2 separate regions of the Homo sapiens genome follow, and region 2 is linked to region 1. The links are chromatin loops, found by intact Hi-C in ENCODE. Cell type or tissue: Calu3. All regions are shown on one strand. Links, peaks and the distances in the headings refer to the core of each region. The heading gives the core; the rest is flanking DNA.

Region 1 (11,333 bases), core at 3,816-6,315:
AGAGCAAAAACTCAAATAAAATCAGAAATGAAAGAAGAGACATTACAATTGGTATACAGAAATACAAAGATTCACAAGGAACTATTTGAATAATATCAACAAATTGGTAACCTAGCATAAATGGATATGTTCCTGGAAACATACAATCCACAAACAATAAATAATGAAGAAATAGATAACCTGAACAGTCTAATAATGAGTAAGGAGATTGAATCAGTAATTAAAAATCTCTCATAAAAGAAAGGCCAAGACCTCATGGCCTCACTGGTGAATTCTACCAAACATTTAACAGAATTAACACTAGCTCTTCTCAAATTGTTACAAGAAATTGAAGGAAACACTCATGAGGCCAGTATTCCCTTTTACCAAACCAGAAAAGGACACTACAAAGAAAGAAAATTACAAGCCAATATCCCTGGTGAGCATAGATAAAAAATTCTCAAAAATTACCAGCAAAATGAATTCAATAGCTTATTAAAAGGATCATATACCATGATCAAGTGATATTTATCCCTGGAATGCAAGGATGGCTTAACATACATAAATCAATATATGTGATATACCACATCAACAGGATGAATTATAAAAATCATATCATTTCAATAGACAAAAAAAAAGCATTTGACAAAATTGAACATATTTTTATGATAAAAGCTATACCCAAAAATGAGATATAGAAGGAATATACTTCAACATTATAAAGGCTGTATTTGACCAGCCCATAGCTAACGTCATTTTCAGTGGTGAAAAGTTAAAAGCTTTTCCTCTAAAATCAGGAACAAGACAAGGATGTCCACTCTCGCCACTTCTATTCAACATAAAACTGGAAGTTCTTGCCTGAGAAATCAGGCAAGAAAAGAAATAAAAGGCATCCAAATCAAAAGAAAAAATTGTCTCTGTTTTTGATGATATAATCTTATATATAGAAAACCCTAAAGACTCCATGAAAAAAAGCTGTTACTAATAAATTCAGTGAAGTCGCAGGATAAAAAATCAGCACGAAAAAGTCAGCTTTGTTTCTGTATACTAAGAATGAACTCTTAAGAAAAGAAATTAAGAAAACAATCCTATTTACAACAGCATTAAAAGAATAAAAATACTTACGAATTAATTTAACTAGGGAGGTAAAAGATCTGTATAATGAAAATATAAGACATCGATGAAAGAAATGGAAAAAACGCAAGTATATAAAAAAATAGCCTGTGGTGATGGATTGAAAAAAAAATCATTATTGTCAAAACATACTTCTCAAAGAGATATACAGATTTAATGCATTTTTTTAAATCAAGGTTCCAATGGCATTTTCCACAGAAATAGAGAAAGGAATCTTAAAATTCATCTGGAATAACAAAGGATTCCCAATAGCTGAAGTAAACTTGGTTGAGAAGAACAAAGCTGGAGGCATCACATTCCTGATTTCAAATTATAATAAAAACCTATAGCAATCAAAGCACTATAATATGGGCATAACAACAAACATACAAAGAGAAGAGAACAGAGAGCCCAGGAATAAACCCATGTTTACCATCAACTCATCTTCAATGAAGATGCCAAGAATACACAATGGAGAAAGGATAGTGTCTTCAATTATGGTGCCAGGAAAACTTGATATCCACAAGCAAAAAAAAAAAAAAGGAAATTCTTTTTTTATATTACACCACAAGCAAAACTCAACTCAAAATGGATTAAAGACATAATACCTAAAGCCATAGAATTCCAGAAGAAAACATAGAAGAAAAGCTCCATGACACAGGTCTGGGCAACGATTTTCTGGAAATGACCCGAAAAGCACAGGCAAAAAAAAAACCAAAAATAAACAACTGGAAACACATCAAGCTGAAAAGTTTCTATACAACAAAGAAATCAATCAACAACATGAAAAGGAAATCTACGGAATGGGAAAAAATATCTGCAAACCACATATTTAATAATGGTTTAATATCCAAAATATACATGGAACCCATACAACTCAACAACAATAAAGCTAAATAACCTTATTTAAAAAATTATCAAAGAACCTGAACAGACATTTTCAGGTTATGAAATGGTTAATAGGCATATGAGACAGTGCTCAACATCATCAATCATCGGAAACACGCAAATCAAAACCACAATAAGATATCACCTCACACCCGTTAGGATGGCCATTAGCAAAAAGTTAAAAGATAAGTGCTGGTGAGAGTGTGGAAAAAAAAGAATCCTTATGCATTGTTGGTAGGAATGTAAAGTTGTACAGCCACTATGAAAACAATATGGAGGTTCCTCAAAAAAAATAAAAATAAGACTACCATATGATCCAGCAATCCCACTTCTGGGCACATCTCCTAAATAAATAAAATTGAGATCTCAGAGAAATATCTGTACTTCCATGTTGATCACAGCATTTTTTCCAATAGTCAAGATAAAATATAAGTGTTCATTTACAGATGAATGTATAAAGAAAATGTGGTCGGTGTGTATGTGTGTGTATGTAAACATTATTCAGCATTAAGAAATAAGAAAATCCTGCTATTTGTGATAATATGGATGAACCTGGAACACATTTTACTGAGTGAAATTAGCTGGACATAGAAAGAAAAATACTGCATGATTCCACTTATACATGCAATCTAAAAAAGATAACTAATAGGAACAGAGAGTAGAAGGATGGTAACCTGAGGTTGGGGGTGGTTGGGGAAACAGGGAGATGTTGGTCAAAGGGTACAAACTTTCAGTTAGAAGGCGAATAGGCTCGGGAGACCTAACGTACAGCATGGTGACTATAGTTAATATCGATTTAATATAATATTAATTAATAAAATTAATAATTTATTTTGTTACTATATAATATTACTATAACATGTTAATAATGTGTTATATACTGGAAATTTGCTAAGAAATTAGATCTGATGTATTCTCACCATATACAAAAAGGTAACTAGGTGAGTTGATAGATATGTTAGGTAGCTTAATTGTGGTCATCATTTCACAAATTATACGTAAAACAAAACATCACGTTGCACACATTAAATATGAACAATTATTATTTTCAATTATGCCTTTATAAAGCTAGGGGAAAATATTAAATAAATAAGTAACATTTGTGATAATTGCTGTGACAGAAATAATCACTGATGACATAAAGAGAAATAAGGGAAAAGAACATGAAAATATTTAGACAAGAATGTAGAGAAAGCCTCTCTGTAAATGTGGCATTTATGCTAAAAATATGAAGAATAAGAGCAAGCCAATGTTGGGAAAAAGGGCAGAAAGAGCGTTCCAGGCAGCAAGAAGTGCATGTAACAAAGTGCTGAGGTGGTGAAGGGCTTAGAACAGTCAAGGAAACAATGGAAGGCTGACGTGGCTGAGTGTGAACTACAGAGTATAATGTGCTCATGCTGGTGAGTTAGGAAAGATCAGGTCAGGGCAAGGATTCCAGGAAAAATTTGATTCTAAGTGCAAAAGAAGAGCCATAGAAGTTATTTAGGGGATCCCATGATCTTATTTATGTTATAGAAAGATTTCATTGGCTACTGTGTGTAGAATGGTATGCAGAAAGATCAATGGATTTAGAGAGAGCACTTTGACATGATGGTATCTTTAGATGATGGTGTTTGGTCTAGCTAGGCAGCAGAAAAGGTGGAGAAAAGTTAACAGGATTCACACACATTTTAAGGGTAGAACCAATAGAACTCATTAATGGAATAGATATCGGGGGGTGTAGGGATAGGAGGAATCAAAGAACACTCTTCGAATTATTGCCTGGAGTACTTGCATAAACACTGGATTAACTTATTAATATAAAGAAGACGGTGAGATAAAAGCTTTGAGGGTTGGGGATAAAGGGTTCTATTTTGATCATGTTAAGTTTAAAGTGCTTATGCGGCTTCCAGGTGGAGATAAGGAGGACCGATTGGGCTACTAAGATATGCTGCTGATATGAAGCCTGAAACTCTAAATTACATATTAGAATTAGAAAAAAGAAAGCCACTCTTCAAAGATTAGTCATACATCTCAATTTATAGTTATTCCCTAACTAGAAACTTCATGAAGCCAACTTTCAAAACTATTACAAAGCATTGAGAGTATTTTTTTCCTTCAAACTTATTTTTCTCATCTTAAAAAAAAAAAACATCTGTGAACTTTCTCATCTTTCTGAACATGGTATAATTTGGAAAAGTACGTTCACCTTCTCCAAACTTCTAATTAACTATTTATCTTTCAGATCAGACCAGTTATAACCAAAAATCCCCCATTTCATTCCTGTTATGTTGCATCTGAATAGAAGATAAATACAGTTCATATTCTTACTTGCACAGCAAGTGGTAAAAAATCCATTTAAAACATGCTATGAATTGAATTCATTTAATCTATTAAATATAGCAATTTAATGAAGCAAAATACACTAATTAAATTATTAAAATCTGGATAGCAAGTAGTAGTTAAAAAGCCTGTTGCTATGCAACTCAGAGAATTTCTATAAACAGTCTGCAAAAATGTATTGGTTAAATATGTTGGTATTTTGCCTTGACCTTTTATAATCAAACACCTTCTCAATCTGTGAAAATGTTTTTTCTGAGACTAACATCAAATAGAATTCATGGATTTTAAAAAAAGAAGAAATTTAGGGTTTGATTGTGTTACTTCTTCTATTATATTCAAAGGTATAAGAAGTTCAAAATTCCAAAAATAAAAATTATCAAATATACATACGGAAAAATAGCAGCAGTTCCTTAAAGGTTTCTGCATAATTGAGAAACTTCATTGTTTATAGAGATACAAATCTGCTATATTGCATTATTATTTCTTTCATGAGGTTGTAGCACTTTATGACAGAAGCAGGTTAGCATAGATGAGGTGAAGAATGGAGTTTTTTAAAGTCAAAACTTTTTTTTTTGACAGCAATTCCCCCCACCCCATACTGCCTGCTGAGACTGTCAGAGAATTAAAAGTTGGTCACAAGTTCTAAAAGTCTGCAGTGTATCCTTCCCAAAATATACTTGAAACTGCATACCCCAGAGGGTCGTTTATGTAATGAAAGAAATTACTCTGATATGTGGGCTTTTAAAAATCATTTTTAAAGGCAGTCACTGAGAGATTGATATGCAGGCACACTTTAATTTTAAATGTCGGAATTAGACTAAAAGAAAATGAACTTCATTAAAAAAATAAATTGAAAGTTAAAAAATCTTCTCTTGTGAAATCCAAAATATTTCCAAAATTTTGAAACTACTATTTAACTACAAGCAGTACTGTTGGGTACTGACTTAATATTAGCGGGAATTTACAAAGACCTCTTAATCACACATCCCCCGATCCTGATCACAGGGACTGAGCCAAACTTGGTGGAATAAGAAAGGTATTTAAGGACAACTTTAAATGGGGGCGAAGGGCGGTCATCTGATGCCATTATCTTTGCTGTAGTGGTCCGTTGACGAAAAATATTATTTGCATGTATTTGAGCCTCAAATTGTTTTTTAGCCATAAACATTTTGAGACTTTTCTGTCACCAGACTGCCTACTCTTATTACTCCTTGTTCAGAAGTCAGTTTCTTGTTTTTTGACACACGTTATTCCTTCTTTCCCTACCTGCCACTTTCATGTCCTAAAACCAGGTGTTCAAAAGCAAGCACTATGGCCATGTTCTCCAAACTCTGTGCCAAGATATTCTGTGGTGATGCAGTGAGCTCAAAGAAGTGCCCTGAAATATTTAATATTTTCAGGGGAAACAGCAACACTGCACATACAAGCTTGAGGTAATTTATAGTTTCAACATTAGATAGCGCTATATGCCTTTAGATAATGTCAATATTTGTTGTGAAGCTGTCTTTGTGATTTCTATGGATAAAAGAAACACCACATGAAAATCAATGTGGAGCAGGAAATAACAGTAGCAGTGGCAAATTTGAATTTGAGTTTTGTGCATTAGAAGATGTACAATATCCAACATCTTCATGCATTCCATTGTTAAGTGACCATGCTTATTTAAGAATAGAAATATTATTATGTCAATATATGGCAAAAATGATTTCCAAGTTGCTAGTAAATTCTTATTGAGTTTTTGAGACCTAACTACCAAATAAATGGAACTATCAGGCATTTATTTTGGCCTAACAGCACTGTGAAACAATCGCTGAGTCACTAAGGAATAGAATTTGAGATCCTCTGCCACAACAGTATGACAAAAATAATTATTAAAATTGTGAAGCTGTGCAGCTACTTCTTGAAATAGCTCTCTCTGTGTCTGTATGTATATATACATACATATAGCAGATATTGAGCAGAACTTTAAAATACATAAACTGCCTTTTATCTTTCTTATATAGTGTACATTAAATATAGAAGATAAAGTTGGGTTTATTTACTATTCTAATGGAATTTTCTTTAAAAACAGAGAACTGTGAAAACATTTTAATGTTTTCTTCACTGCAGATATCAGAAGTCTTCAAAATGTATAGCATGTACTCTAGAGTGTCTACCCAGGCTGACTCTATTCCATAGAAATAAAAAGTTTCCATATGACCCAGTGGGTTAACCTAGCTCTGAGTGACTCCACATGGATTGACATTTGAGCTGTCAGCTAATGATTTGCACAGGTGGAAGTAAGAGATTATAATGAGGTCTCATCCTCCACTGCAAATCTGACTAGGAGTTTTGACCCATTCTTGTTCATCATTCAGTCTTCTTATTTTATTCCTTACAAGAACATTCGCCAAACCTTCCAGAGGTTTGTCAATATCTATAAAGGAAATTTCATAGACTTCAATATGATATTCAAGATCCTCTTTGATCTGTAATCAACCTATTTTTTTCTACCTTACATCCTGCCACATCCTCCTATGATCCTATAATCCAACAAAATGAAACTGCCTCTTTTATGAACAGGTCTTGCACTTCTCTCCCTGTATACTATTTTTTTAAAATTCTCTCTTTCACTTGGATGTCCTCCTTCTGTCCAAGTCTTCCTGCTTCTTCACAGCTGTGCTCAAATCCTACCTCTTCCACAGAGCCTCCACACTTTCTCCCTGCCATACTCATTCTTTCACCTTGTACATGGTATAACATATACACAGTCTTGTGTTTTACTATGTTTGCTTCACATGTGACTTTCTCCGTTCTGTTACTTATATGCTTTACGCTTATGTTTTCAAACCTCTCCCAAACAAGTACAGCATGCATTCACGTCTTTCTCCACCCACAACTTTAAATCATTTGTGGTAAATGTCTGCATAAATAGATACTCAACCAATTATTATCAGACTATATTGGAACAGATTATGCTACAACCAAGATGGCAAATTATAAAGACTTAAGGTATTATACTTCCAAGGATGAGTCTCATTTATCAGGGGCCCTTATGGAGCTTATCTATCCCAACTCTTGCCACTACCAACTTTTTCTACTGTTTGAAATTTGGAGAACTCCCAAAAATGTCTTCATCCAACTTTTCTTTTTCCACCCTCTGGCCCTAAATTGAAAGAACTTGAACATATTCTTTTGTCAGAGGTTGCTCTTGGTTTATACCCACAATTTGTGCAAGTAGAATAATTGGTGTCTTAAAATACATATTCCTGGAGCTGACTTAAGACACACAGAATTCAAATTTTGTGAATATTAGCTATTATTTTTATTATTAAACCAGCATCTCTCAGTCCACAGAACACTAGTCTTCAGTGAGATATTCATATAGGTTTAGATAGGAATGATTCTACTCGTAAATAATTTGGGAAATAGTCACCATTACATATCTTTCTTAGAGATTCAAGATTTTAATAAACATGAAAAAAGTCTTTGAGAAGTCTTGCAATCTAATTTATTTAATTTGTTTAACTCAAACTTTCTTCAAACTGATTGGACCATCAAAATCCCTTTGTTTCCATATATATATGTATATATATATTATATATATATATATAATATATATGTTATATATATAATATATTATATATATATTATATATATTATATATAATATATATATAATATATTATATATATAACATATATATAATATATATGTTATATATATATATATTATATATATATATATATAACCATTAGCATTTCATGCTCTTTGAATTTGAATTGGGAAAGTATCTATCTGTGACTCTTCTTGATCATCAGTTTTGCCAATTTAAAATAGTGAGGGAAGGTCAGTTGAAAGTTATTCTCAGAAAAAACTTATATTGTAAAATGTCCTTTGTGTATGTATGTATTTCCCTCAAAATGGCTCAGAGTCACCTGCATTCAGTGCAGAGGGGCTGTGAGATTGAAAATATCTCTGGACCCACCCGAAGAGGGTGAAACTATTTTCCTGATCTTACATATCTCAGTCTTGGAACCCATGTCTGTCTGTTCTGCAACAGGTTCCATTAGCCAAGGTTGGCTGGTAAGAGCCTAGATTATGCTTTCTGCTTAGGTTGGTCTAGACCATTGGCTTGAACTGTAGGATGACTTTGGTCCCTAAGACAAGGGCTGCTGCCCCCAGAATATTGTCTTTCTAAGTCTGGGTAGGCTGCTATTTGAAGGCCAACACTAAAATGTATTCAAATGACTCATCTGTGTCCTCTTTAAAGTGTGAATTAGTGCAGGCACTCATTACTCACCTCCCTCCCTTTAGAACAAGTTGCTTCTGACAACAGTGAGCGAAACAGCTGTGTGTGTGTGTATGTGTGTGTGTGTGTGTGTGTGTGTGTTTCTATAAAAGAAGGATTCTTCTACTATACTAGAATGTCCCCAGGCCGTGAAGGAGATTGAGCTGTGTAAACCAACCGTGCCTTATGCTCTAGGGGAAGAAAAGAAATGGAGAAGAGAACACCTCAACCGAATTTATTATAACAAATTTCTCGGGATAATAAAAGACATCATCTCAGCCCTAGAGGGAAAGTAGGTTATAGCTCAGCTAAATGTCCTTGTCTAATGTTGCTTAACCCCAGCTAACATTTCAAGCCTTAAGTAAAGTCCCGTCAGTGGCACATTTTGGCCTGTTTAGTAATTTCATTGGGGACATTCATTTGAATGAATTTTTTGAATCTGATGAAGACTCACATCAGTCATTTTCAGATTAAAGCCCCTAGTGTGCTGATTTCTGTCTTCTCCTGTCTGTTTGATTCTTTAACTAAGAGAGCAGAAGAAATAATATATTGTATAATTGCTCTTTATTACAAATTTGTAATTACATGTTACACTTGGCAACAACTGAGAAGAGAAGAGATGTAGTCTAGAATATCAGAGGCCCGGGGCAAAGGTCAACAGGAACTGTTTTGGTAATGGGCAAGGTGGTTTTCTCAGAGATGGTCTTGGCAATTAGATGGCAATGGAAATTCTAGATCAATTGAGAGACAACCTCTAGAGCAGCATGCAGTCCAACAACTTGTATCATCGTCCTCAGTCACTGGCATGCCATATTCTGCTCCTGTGACCTCCATGAGAGCACATGCTGGCAATTTACTTGGATCTCAGCTTCATCTTTCTTCTTTTGTGCTTTAATCTACACATGTACCTCTTTCTCCACTTGGCTCTCATGGAGCAGAAGTTTCTGAGAAAATGGTGCTAAGGCCAAAAGAGCCTAATTTCTTTAGGGCATGTTCTCTTTCTTGGTGTAAGGGGGCTATGACGTATTCTTTTTAAGTTCCTAATTCTATATTTCACTAACTATGTGGGGAAAGTCAATATTTTATTGCCATCATAAACAAAGAGAGGCCATTTGCCTCTTGATGTGTCGTGCTCTGTGTCTCTACTCATGCAGTTCCTTTTGCCTGGAAAGTTACTTCCTTCACAAATGCCAGGACAGCATTTTCAGCATCTCTGCATCTGTAGAGCTTCTTACCAAATCCAAGAAAAGTAGAGCACCCCTGCTTTCGCCACTACTGTATCTAGTACATGCTCTTTTACCTCACTTGTCAAGCTACAATTCAATCCCTTGTCTATATTTTTATCTCCTCTCCTAAACTACTATTTTACATACTTTATATTTTTATTTGTACCTATAACAATGCCAGGCTTAAAATAAGGATTCAGAAATATTTGTTAAATTTAATTGAACAAATATTCAAACAGTTGATTCCCTATGTTTTTGAATATTCTTTCTCTACCAGTTCATTCAGTATGGTTGTGTCTTAAAATGCCAATCTGTAAGAATTTAACATTTTTAGGAAGCTTCATATATTCAGGATGTTACATCTCACTATCTGGTATTGATAGAGCTGCAAAAGTAAAAGAAAACATTGTGTAATTTTTAAAGAAATGGATAATCACAATTTTTTCCGTTGAAATTTTAAAATACACATATTTCTGAATAATATAAATAAAAAAGTCTGTTAACACAGACTCATCAGAAATATGCTATTGCTTAATTTTTATATATGATTATACAGAAGGATCTCTTACCCAAATATTAAACAATTTTGTTGCTTTATTTATTATACACATCTATCTGTGACCCTCTCAAAATAAAACTATACCTATAATAAACTATGGAAAATGATGGGTAGTAATGAAAGTTTCCCATCTGGAAAAGCCCCTGGTCCAGATGGATTTGCTAATTACTTTTATAAGATGTTTAACCAACCTTTGAAGAATATTCCAGGCATGTTTGATTACTTTACATTACCAACATTTTTGGAAGTACCATTGTGGGCTCTCAAACTAAACTTTATAAATGATATGGAAATGGTAAAATCCAGAAAATTGTGTTTCTTAAGAACATACATCTTTCACAAGAAATGCTAATAACACATTCCTTCCAAACCTGAGCCCAGTGATAAAATATTTTTTCATTGAAAGGATAATTTTAGGACAACCAGGTGGAAGAAATATGTTACCTCATATTCATAAAACTAATTACATTAACTTTCACTAAAGTGTTAATAAATAAGAGTTCTTAACATGTGCTGCAATATATGCTATTAAAGGTGGTTGTATGCTTTCCACGATTTGACATAGAATTAGACATTTTATTCAAATAAAAAATAATAAACAAGTAGTAACCAATATACTATGATCTGAGGGCAACAAATAAGAGATCATGTCATAAATTATTTGTTTAACCGGTTATCTCTCATGCCAGAAATCTTGCAATTAGGTATTTATTCCTTTTAATAGACTGGCATTTTCAGAATCTTTTATTATTATTATGGCTGTCAAATTGAATGGTGTACTAATTATAGGCGTGTAGCTGACTGTATTCTTATATACAGTGGGAAATTCACTACACAGCCTTATAAAATTTTAAGATTTTTATAACAAATAAAATGGTCCTAAAATAATATATGAGAAGATACATTTGTAAGCCACTTAGAGAAGTTTACTTTATTAAAATTAAGTGCCCAATAGGATACTGTACTAAATTGAGGAT
Region 2 (11,333 bases), core at 5,749-8,248, 81 kb after region 1:
AAGTACAACACGAAAAAAGATCTGCTCTTTAAGAGTATAGAATAGGGGCCGTGTTCTGGAAGCTCCCTCACGTAGTGCTGTGGAAGTCTCTCACACCCCAGAGCATAAATAGAAGACAAATTCCTTAATAAAATATTAAGTGCAGAATATATCTTCCTAGCCATATTCTCCTGAGATGCCTAAAGGAGTCTAGTGATCTACTAACAAGGTGTTTACAATGACATTTATCATAGAAAAAAGATTCTTCCAGATATTTGAGAAAGAAAACTGTACAGCAAACACAAGTTTACAATCAATTAGAAATATGGGAGGGTCAATATTCATGTGACTCACACGTAACATAATTTGATCTTGAGAAAAATTTAAGAAAAAGTAACCAAAAATTAACTGAGAGAAATGTGTTAAAAATGTACAAAGTTATTACCATAATAATTACAAAACCACTAATGCAATTAAACAACTCTATATTACGATTGTAAGTACTTATTTATGAGTGATGCTTATTTCCAAAAATTTGAAAAGATGGAAGATTTATTTAAAGCCACTTACAAATGTCCAGTCTAAGTATGTAACTCTAGTTGTTCTTAAACATACGGATGTATATAAAGCACTCTATAACTCTATGTTTTTGAATTGTGCCTTTGTATGTTTTTATTTGTACTATTCTATTAAATACATAAAGTGCCTTAATTTTTTTTTTCTTTTTTAGACAGAGTTTTGCTCTTGTTGCCCAGGCTGGAGTGCAATGGCTCTATCTCAGCTCACTGCAACCTCCACCTCCTGGGTTCAAGATATTCTCCTGCCTCAGCCTCTCAAGTAGCTGGGATTACAGGCGCCTGACACCAAGCCTAGCTAATTCTTGTATTTTCAGTGGAGATAGGGTTTCACCATGTTGGCCAGGCTGGTCTCAAACTCCTGATCTCTGGTGATCCGCCCACCTCGGCCTTCTAAAGTGCTGGGATTACAGGTGTGAGCCATTGTGCCTGGCCAATTCCTTAATCTTAACACAGCCCCTGGGGCAGGTGTGTTGGCGCACGCTTGTAACCTTAACACTTTGGGAAGCCAATGCAGGAGCATCACTTGAGCCTGGGAGGTTGAGGCTGCCGTAAGCTGTGGTCTTACTACAATGCACTGCAGCCTGGGTAACAGAGTGAGGCTCTGTTTGAAACAAACATAAGCCTCTTCAAAATGTTTGAAAAGATGATTAGATTTTATTTTACACATGAACTCTGTTGCATATATTATTGATGCAGTTATTTATCTAGAAGTCTTATACTTTCTATACTTCAGAGGACTCTCTCTATGTGTATATATATAAATATATATATATATCTATATATCTATATGCATGCATACATATAAGTGTTTATCCTACAGATTATGTTCTTTTAACACAATGGTCAAAATGAAGAATAACAATTTCTGTTCCCTTCAATGTTACATTGTTATGTTTTTATTTTCCTTTTTATCCCTCAGGGTAAAACCATTTGCTAAGTGGCCCTTACTATATACAGGTGATGCAGAGTGGGTGTTTCTGTTTCACTTATAAATTTTCATTATTCTTTAGCTATTACACAGAGTGGCAAGGGAAAAACAAGGCAATATCCATGCAGTTACACTATATTGCTAGAAGAATATGGCTATAAGTTAAATATATAGCAGCAGATAATGGGGAAAAGGGTGAGATTTTGATTCATGGTACATCTACATTCCACTAATAACTATTCAGGTTATAATGGTATTCTTATGAATTTCAACACTGAAGCAAAGTGTAAGCAGTGTTTGTTGAAATTCACTCAATAGTGCTTCACTCTGTAAAGGCACTAAGCAATGACTGGAAGAATTCAAATCATCACTACTGTGGCACACAGCTCATTACCACTGCCATTAAAAGCGTCCTATGTCATTGCTTATGTCCTTTTCAGACACATCATAGTGACATCAGTAGCCATTACTGCCTATAAAGTGACCAAAAAAAATCAGAGAGTATGTCACCAAATTTTAGACTTCTGTTTTAGTATGCATATTCATCTACTTTGTTTAAAAAAGCAAAATCCAAGTGTGCACAATCAAGCTAGAGAGTTGATTGAATAGGTTGCTAATGCATTCTTTCAATGTTCCCACCAAAAGAAAAATAGCATATTTGAATTTGATTTGGTATCTTTAGAAAAGAAGCAAGAATGTTACCTTTTTATATAGGTGAGAACAAATTAGGTATTCTGTTGCTCTCTTTGGGTGATCTCAATTTACTTAAAAAATCCTTTGGTTAGATAGCTATAATGTCTCTGGCACTGAAAGTTGTGACTAGAAAATAGTTTTCTACTTTAAAAACAAATGTCTTGGCTTTCCTCCAACATTTATTTTCAATAAATGCCTACGCATTTATCTTGCAGTAGGAGACCATTATCCAGTCACAATGCTCAATTCCTTTGACGTTATCTCTTAAGTAAAACAGTAATGTTAAGAATAAAGGACTTGGTGATTGAAAGAGTGGGCAAGTATGCTGGGTGGGTGAACAAATACTGTGGGTGAAAATCACCCCTTTAATCATCATCTGAAGTGGGAAAAGCACATGTTTTCTTCCCTTCAGACACACTGTGTAATGGGACGTTGGGGACAGGAGTTGGGGTAAGAGTTTGTACCCAAGTACAATGTCTAGTAAGTCCAGATTCCAGCATTTTCTTGAATAAATGGCATCTTCACCTACTCTCATATAACTTAATCTCTGACATTATTTGGTGCTTTATGTGGCTTCTCTTGAACATTTGTGCTATGGAGATTCACACGGATTATAACAGCTCTGAAGACCTCCACTTGTCCTAATTAGGGTGCTCTCTTAATAAGGTCCCTCTGTACTACAACAATCTGTGTGCTGCTTCTCTTCTTCCAATTGTCAGTGGAGATTTTTCTCTTCCTGTATTTTAATTAATTCAGGAGACTAAACCTATTTTAATAGGAAGTAGTGTCTGAGGTTATTGGTATCTATGTATATACATCTATTATCAGATTTATTTTCTGTATTTTGTAGCCAATTACTATTACAGTGGCGGGCGGGTATCATAGTGCCATTGTGAAGAGGAGATCCATTATGAAAAATCAGTAGGTCAGTGGGGATGGAAATATGTTTAAGAAAAAATAATTCACTCGACGTAAATCTGATCATATCACTTCTCTGCTTACATATTTCACTTAATAAATCTCTTGCTAGGTGTTAAATTCTGAGCTCCTTAACATAGAATGGCAAGAAACTTTTTAGCATAGAACACTAAGACATGCCAAGGGCTAGCTTATCTACCAGTCTACCACTACTTTGGGAAAGCAGTATCAGACTATCAGTCACCACACCTCCAACCCCCATCTTGCACAGGGACCATAAACTGATATTTTGTCTGTCTAATACAGAAACACTGCAAGCAAGCTTTAAGACAAATCCTTTTGCCTCCCAAGAAGATTGCTGCCACAGGTAAAGTGATATAGAAGTGCCACCTAATGTTTACATTTTAGACTTTGGAATCCCACTCAAAATGTAACAAATTCAACTGTCTGATGGTTGAGACTGAAAATTGGATTTTTTTCATTTCTCTAAGTTTTTTTTTTTTTGTATACTAAAGTTTGAGAATGATTGTTTTATGGCTTTATTCAATTTTACTTTCCTTAATTTTCTCACACTCATCACCTCCAGTGATAATAATCTTTCTCTTTCCTAATTTCTATATCACCTTGTTTATACCACTTAAGTGGCACCCATCACATGTTTTTTTTTTGTGCTATAAATAATTGTAAATATGTCTCATCACCTATGGGGACAGAATCTGCATTTCTCATATACTAGCACTTCTGCAGAACTTATCCAGAACCCTAGTCCATTGTAAAAAGCCATTTCATGATCACACAAAAACTTAAAAGGAAGCACTGTCTATATTTAACTTTCAGAGTAGAGGGGTATCCTGAAATGTAGGCTATCCAGTATCAGCATAGATGTAACCTTGGTCCTTGAAACTCCTTTTTCTGAAAGCTGCTTTCAGTTATGCAAATGCTTGAAGAGGTAGGAACGGAAAGGACCCCAGGAGCTATGCTCCAGAGTGGTCAGAAATCCTTTGCTGATGTAGAACACCCAAGTCTTCCTTAGGATAATCTGTGAGAAACATCTTTTTTCAGCCTTAGTATCATAAAAAAATGTTCCTCTCCTGAACAAGCAGTTAATTTTTGTCATATAGAAATAATAACTCTTAGACTGGATTCTAAGGCATTCTGACCTTTATACAATTAGAAAGCTCAGAAGCAAATAAGCAGCCTAACTCTTATAGGTGCAGAGGTATGTGATATGGATTTCTGCATACAAATGTTATTCCTGGCTTTATTTTTGGACAAATGGACATTTATTCTGATTTTCTCAATAGTTTGCCATACCCTTTTGTACTGTATCAACTCCTCTGTAAGAGTCTCTAAATCCTTTGTGTAATTAGCTGGGATTCAAGCAAAGGGAAGAATTTTAAATTATTTGCATCCCCTTTTGTGTCAACAATCTGTTTTCTTCTGCCAGATAAGGTGTCATGGTCATCACTGTAAAATTTTAATTTTTGTATACATTGGTCATAAATATCTTTGGTGATGTAGTATCCTCTATATTTTCTACGGTTCATTCTCCTCAGATGGACCAGAAAGGAATCTGTGTGGCCCTTCACTCTGATTACTACTCTTTTATTTTAAATATGAAATTGAAAATATCAAATTTGAAAAGGAACTTCAAACAAAACACTATAGTACAATATAAATTAAACAGACATTATTAACTTAAATAACATTCATGTCATGTTAAAGTAGTAAAAGGAAAATATTCCCTCAGATAACGAGGTCAGCCAGTCTCAATATTTTAAGATCCTCTTTTTCTGAGAGTGTCCAGTTGTCATCAAAAATGAACTCTGATGATCTTTCAATTACAGTGCTTTGGGCAAGTTTTTGTTCGTTTGTCTGTTTCATTTTAGATTGCTAAAGAATTTCTGTGAAAGTTCACAGAACCACTGGTACCCTGAAGTCAAGTCTCAATTACCTTTGGCTTGGGGAATAGGGTTACATGAACACTTGCTGGTGATTTCCAGGCATCCCTTACTCAATTCCCTCAATATTCCCACCACCGAGCTTTTCTTAGAAGGGCTGTTAACAAGAAACCAAATGTACAGATTTGAGTTTTGCCTCATTTCACTTCTGCAAGATTACAGAAGGAAACTGAAATTTCTAAAATACATCTTGTAGGAAAGAGAACATAAAAAGAGGAAACAAAGGTAATCAGAACACAGAATAACTGGCACCTGAATTCCTGGGTATGGCCTGCACTGGGAATGCACTATAGAATCTGAAGGGATTAGTCACCATTTATTGAGCTTGTCTAGAAGGAGAGCAGGAAAAGCAGAAAGTACTTGGGAATGAGAACAAATAATTCTATGCATTAGATGTATTTTAGTTCTACAAAACGCAAAGGACACACTATCTGAACTTCCTTTCAGGTGTTCACGTGAACCTTCCTAGGTGGAGGGCTTTATTAATCAGGGAGGCCAAATAAAGCCTAGACACCCTGACACAGAACATGTTACTGAGTCAGTACAGCAAACCAAGAAGCCTTGGAAAGATACACATGTTAGCTGAGGAATAAAGAAGACTGAAATACTTATCTTCTCTTTTCAGTTAAAAAGGATTTGTGACATATTGTCTTAAAACATATTCTCTAGTGTATGTCTGTGCCAAAGATTATAAGGGTCAGGAGCGTAGGCTATGGATTTGGTCAGCTGGGTTCATAATTTGGACTAGTCATTTTGGACTCATTGTTTAAACTCTCTGTGCCTCCATTTCTGTATCCGTCCATTGGAGATAACATGAATATCCACCTTGATGGACTATATGAGGATTACATGATTAGTCTGGAACACAGTAAGAGCTTCCTCCATGAGAATCATATGATTCATATTTTAACTCTATCTTCATTCTGATATGCAAATAAAAGAATACTATATTGTTCAGGCTGGTCCCAAACTCTTAGCCCCAAGGAATCCTCCTGCCTTGACTTCCCAAAGTGCTGGGATTACAGGAATCCCAGCCTCTGCACCTGGCCCTTGCATTTTTTATCAGCTTGATTTTTGTCCCCCACATATCTTTGGAACCATTCCCTATGTGCACATGAAGAGCACCTTCACTTTTTAACAATTGTATAGTACATCGTAGCATAACTATAAAATAATTTATCTGTCCAGCTTTGTATTGCTGGAAATTTAGGTTGATAGCTCGTAAACACAAACAATACTGCCAAAAAACCATATATATATATATATATGTGTGTGTGTGTGTGTGTGTGTGTGTATATATGTGTGTGTGTGTATATATATATATGTGTGTATATGTATATATATATCTGTTATGTTTTCCCAATAATCAATATTTAATATCTAAGGCAAATTTATTTTTTCTCCTGGAAATTACAACAAAATCTGCCTCATTTGTTTTCATAACATTTTGCATTCTTTGGCTTCTGGAGTTAGTCCAGAGACAAACTCTTCACTCTGTTGCCTTCACACAAAATAGCTGGTTAAGTTTTATTTGTAAATCTCAGTAGATTCCTAACACACTCAGAGAAGAAAAAGCAAACTCAGAATAATTTACCAAATATGAATGTAGAAACGTGTAAGCATGACGAATTAATGATAACTATGAATTATGTCTACATAGTTCACATTACAGTACCATAGTCTCAGAACTATCTTGACTTCTCTCAGAGTTGTAATAATTTTAAATGTCTGGAAGAAGATTCTCTTCTTAAATATGTAGGAAAGGAATTGAGAAAAAGTCATGCATAAAAAAGGTAGGACGTGGTTCTTTTTGCTTATGGTTTGAGTGTTCACTCAGTGTTTTTATAGAAAACGCTAAATTTATAATAACTCTAATGGATACAAAAGAGAAAACACTCCTCATTACTTGTACTGCTTGGTGTTGTTGTATCTTTATTGTTCTTATTTTCAATGATAAAATTTGAATTAATTCTTCAAAATTTTAATGCAGGGAGAAATCATGTGGGAGCCCTCTGGTGGCCAAAACAATGCTATTCAATGTTCACTAGAGAAGTTCAGGCTCGGTCAAAAGACTGTCCTTGAAATCCTAAAACTTTACTACCTATTTCATGTTGATATATTTAGAGTATCTTGATTCAGGTTACCAAAGTGCCAAAATATTTTAATGTCTGTTACCAAACTCTTAAAGTAACATTTTCAGTGCAGAAGTCAATATTAAAATGTATAAAAATGTTGTATTTTTAAATGAACATAGAATCATAGGTGACTTTAGAGCAACAGAACTATTGAACTACAGAATTTTATAACAGGAATAAATCTTAGAGTTAATCTAGTAAAATTCACCCATTTAATGAACAAAGAAATAAAGCCAGTTTAGGTTAAATACTTTGCATATGTCTCAGAGTAATTATTAGAAGGGCTGGGGCTGGGAGTCCACTTCTATATATTGCAATCTTGAGTGATCTGGAAAAATGCGGTCATTTAATTTTGCCTTAATTTCTTTTTTCTATTCACTTTACATAGGACCTTGTCTTACGTATATATTGGCCTTGTTTTCATGCCTTTAAAAAAAAAAATCCTGCTTCTGAAAGTTTTCTAGGTTGAGTTAAGCATGAGCATCAAGTATTTTATAGTTTAAAGGTAAAACAGAGAAATAAAAACAAAAAAGAAAACAAGGAATATATTAGTTTTCTATTGCTGCCTGGTAGATTACCACAAAGTTGGCAGCTTAAAACAACACCCTTTTATTAGTTCAGAATTTCAAAAGCTCGGGTCTGATGGGTCTCTCTTCCTCAGCTATCACAAGGCTGAAATCAAGGTGTTGGCTGGGCTGTGAGTCATCTAGAAGCTCTGAGGAAGCTTCCAAGTTCTTTCAGGTTATTGAAAAAAATTAACTTCTTTGTGATGGAATGACTGCGGTCACTCTTTCTTTCTCGATTTTGGCTAGGGGTCACTCTTAGCTCCTAGAGGCTGCTCTGAGCTCCTTGTCCCCACATGGCCTCCTTCTTCTATGAAGCCACATTGAGGAATCCCCATTTTGGTGAATCCCCCCACACTTCAACTCACTTTTAGGAAGTGCAAGAGCTATTTATAGGCCAGTTTTACCCATGATGGTTCCTCTTTCTTAAAGTTAACTGTCCCATATAATATAACCTAATCATGATAATGACTGTTCCATCATATTTACAAGTCCTGGGATTTGTACAGGGACATGTATGGGTATATGAATCCTGGGGGCTATTTTAGAATTCTTTCTACCACAACAAAATAAAATTTTCTTACTAAAATACATCTCAGTTCAAAGGAAGATTTTATACACTTTTGCAGCTTTTATACTTCTTTCAATATCTTAAATGTATATTTTATCATACCTACAGAGATCATATATTAATAAGGTCTTGTAATATGAAAATATTGGCTTTACAATTCAATAACTTTTCAAATGAATTTTAAAAACCTACATTTTTTTTTGTGGTAGGCTCTCTCCTAGCTGGGAATTCATCAGTGAATGAAACAAAGTTTCCTTCCCCTGTAGAACTTACATGCTATTGGAGAGCGATAGATAATACACAACTATAGCCAATAAGTAAATTATCTAATGCATTAGGAGGTAAAAAGTGCTATGGAATGATAGTAAAGGTATCAGGGTAAGAAGGATTTGAAGTATCAGCAAGGGATTAGGTAAGTAAGATAGCATGAAGTGGGGTACCATGGGTGCTTCTCATTGAGAAACTGAGATTTGAGCAAACACATGCAAGAAGTGATGGAGTTGTGCATGAAGATATCTGGAGGAAAAATAATGGAGGGTGAGGTAACAACTAGTGCAAGAGGCCTAAGGATAGTCCATGCCTGGCATTTTCAATGAATAGCAAAGGAGGAAAATGTGACAGTAGTGGAGTGTGGACAAAAAAGAAAATAAAGGGAAAGGTACCAGATAATTAGGTGCCATTGTAGAGTATGGATGAAGTTGGTGGAGGATGGTAACAAGTATGACTTAAGTTTTAGAAAGACCACTCTTGCAGCTTTATTAAGAATGAGTTGTATACAATTTGGTGAGTGTGGTATACACTTGTGTTACTATCACCACAATCCAGGTAATAAAGTTATCTATCATCTTCAAAAGGTTTTTGGGTCCTTTATTTTCTGGTTTTTATATACCAATTATACCTCGAAAAAGCTGGACAAATAATTATATATTATCAACTGTAAAAGATGAGAATGAATTATAATGGTACAATGGTAGAAGCATGGAGATCCATCAAGAGGCTATTGCTGAAATTTAGGCTACAGATGACTATGGTTTGGACCAGTTTTAGGAGCGGAGGTGAAAGAATGGGCTTAATTATGAAAATGTGTTGAAGATAGATCTTCATAGCATTTTTTATATATTGGAATGTCATGAATAAGATAAAGAGTGGGTTAAAAACCATTTTTAGGTTTTTGGTATAAGTGACTGAACACAAGGAGTTGCTATCATTTGAGATGGAGAAGATGAGAAAAGTCAGGGACTTAGTTTTTGGACAAGTTTCATTTTATATGTTTTCTAGATATTCAAGTGGATAAGTCAAGCAGGAAGTTGGATATGTAAGTCTGGATTTCATGAGAAAGACAGGGCCTGGAGATGTAAATTGGAAGTCACAGGTATACAGAAGGTGTTTGAAAGCCATGGGATTGAGTAAAAACACAAGGGAGAGAATCAAGGTATAAAATAGAAGGGTACTAATGACTGAAACCTGGAGCATTTCAATGTTAATAGGTCAGAAGGATGGTGAAAAATGAGTAAAGGAAACATGAAAAGAGAAACCAGTGAAACAGAAGAAAAGCCAAAGTGTGTAGTATCACAGACGCCAATAGAAAAATGATTAAAGAGGAAGGAGTGATAAACTGTGTCAAATGCTACCAGTAAGATTAAACAAAATGGGTCCAGAGACTAGAGCATTGGATTTAGCAATATTGAGGGGATTGGTGACATTGACAAGTTTTAGTGGAATGATGGAGTAAAAGCCTAACTATAGCAGTTTTAAGAGAAGAGGTATAAAGAAGAATCACAGAAAAAGGAGTATAGACATTAATTTCAGGAAATTTTTTCTGCAAAAGAAAAAGAACCAAGGAATAGGGAGAGTGAATCTGGCAGAGGAAATGGGGACAAGACAATTTTGTGTATGTTTTTTTAATCTTGGAGAAATAACAGCAAGTTTGTGTGGTTATAGAAACAACCTAGTAGAAAGGAAAAATTGATGTAGAAGAGAGAGGAGAGCTGCTAGAATGAGGTCTTTGGCTTGGCGGTTGAGGGACATCTAATGCAGATTATTCTTGTTGTATAACAGCACTGGACTTATTTTTTTCATGACCCATCACAGTCTATTGTATAATAAACAAACCAAGTGAAATGCAAACACACATTTAAAATCATCAGAGCATATTCATTATGAATCATATGAGTGTTTGCCACCATTTGCAATAGATTTTACTAAATAAGGCCAGCTTTTAAGATGTCATTTTCTCCATTTCAATCACGTTTGAAGAAAGAATTGTGTTGGAAAAAGTAGTGATGGGGAGAAGTAGGAATATACAAGAAGGTTAATTATGTTTATCAGAAGCTGCATCTTGAAGAAACATAGTTCAAGAGTCAGAAGACCCATGTTTGAGTTTCAAGTACCACTGACTAGTTTTTCTACATTTGCAAAGACAATACTCCCTCTAGGTTTGATTTTCATTATGAAAAAGAAATACATTCTGTTGATGATCTCCAAGGTCCATTCTAATAAATTCAATACAAAAACATTCCCTGAATTTCTGCTTTGTATAAGAGATAAGATATAAAGCTGGCAACTTGCTACCAGTGAGGCAGCAGAATTATAGTTAACAAACAGAAAATTAGAGGGAAATACATCTGTAAAATAAGGTCAAGCAACCGGGTATAAAGCATCCAAGGGGGATTTGGGTCTCAAATATAATATGCACCTTCTGCCTTCTCTCATTCCTTCTCTTCATTTATCAATCCGTCAGTAGACTTTAATTCTCTTATGCCTAATTCTGTTCTAAATATACATTAGAGAGCTTTGGAATTAAGAAGTCTCTTATTTTAACGGATTCCCAGCAAACAGCTGATTTAGACACCAGCACAATCTGGTTTCATAAATACTGTGAGAATTTATGGGTGTCTGGAATAAAGGATGATGTGCACTAAGTGTCTCTTTCAGTTAGGACTTTGGGGATGTCAAATATTCTTCTTCTGTTGAAATGTAAATTCCTGCTTCTACTCATGGACCTTTG

What was found. A loop is a pair of places that touch in the nucleus more often than their neighbours do. Peaks named below come from ENCODE experiments on the same cell type or tissue, not always from the same donor. Only the 100,000 strongest peaks of a DNase experiment are listed, where the experiment ranks them.
Region 2: it touches region 1 in a loop (12-fold over the local background); 1 of 110 quality-filtered maps calls a loop at or near these places.

The regions. Positions count from the first base shown.
Region 1 is chr9:9,267,188-9,278,520 of GRCh38, forward strand. The region is part of intron 9 of PTPRD (protein tyrosine phosphatase receptor type D); the gene reads right to left. Among named protein-coding and RNA genes, the nearest start is that of PTPRD-AS1, 410 kb to the left of the region's middle. RefSeq lists a silencer at 8,502-8,796. In Calu3, for the core only: no CTCF peak of the experiment used is centred there; no DNase peak of the experiment used is centred there.
Region 2 is chr9:9,346,004-9,357,336 of GRCh38, forward strand. All of the region lies in intron 9 of PTPRD (protein tyrosine phosphatase receptor type D), which reads right to left. Among named protein-coding and RNA genes, the nearest start is that of PTPRD-AS1, 490 kb to the left of the region's middle. In Calu3, for the core only: no CTCF peak of the experiment used is centred there; a DNase peak (open chromatin) is centred at 7,078.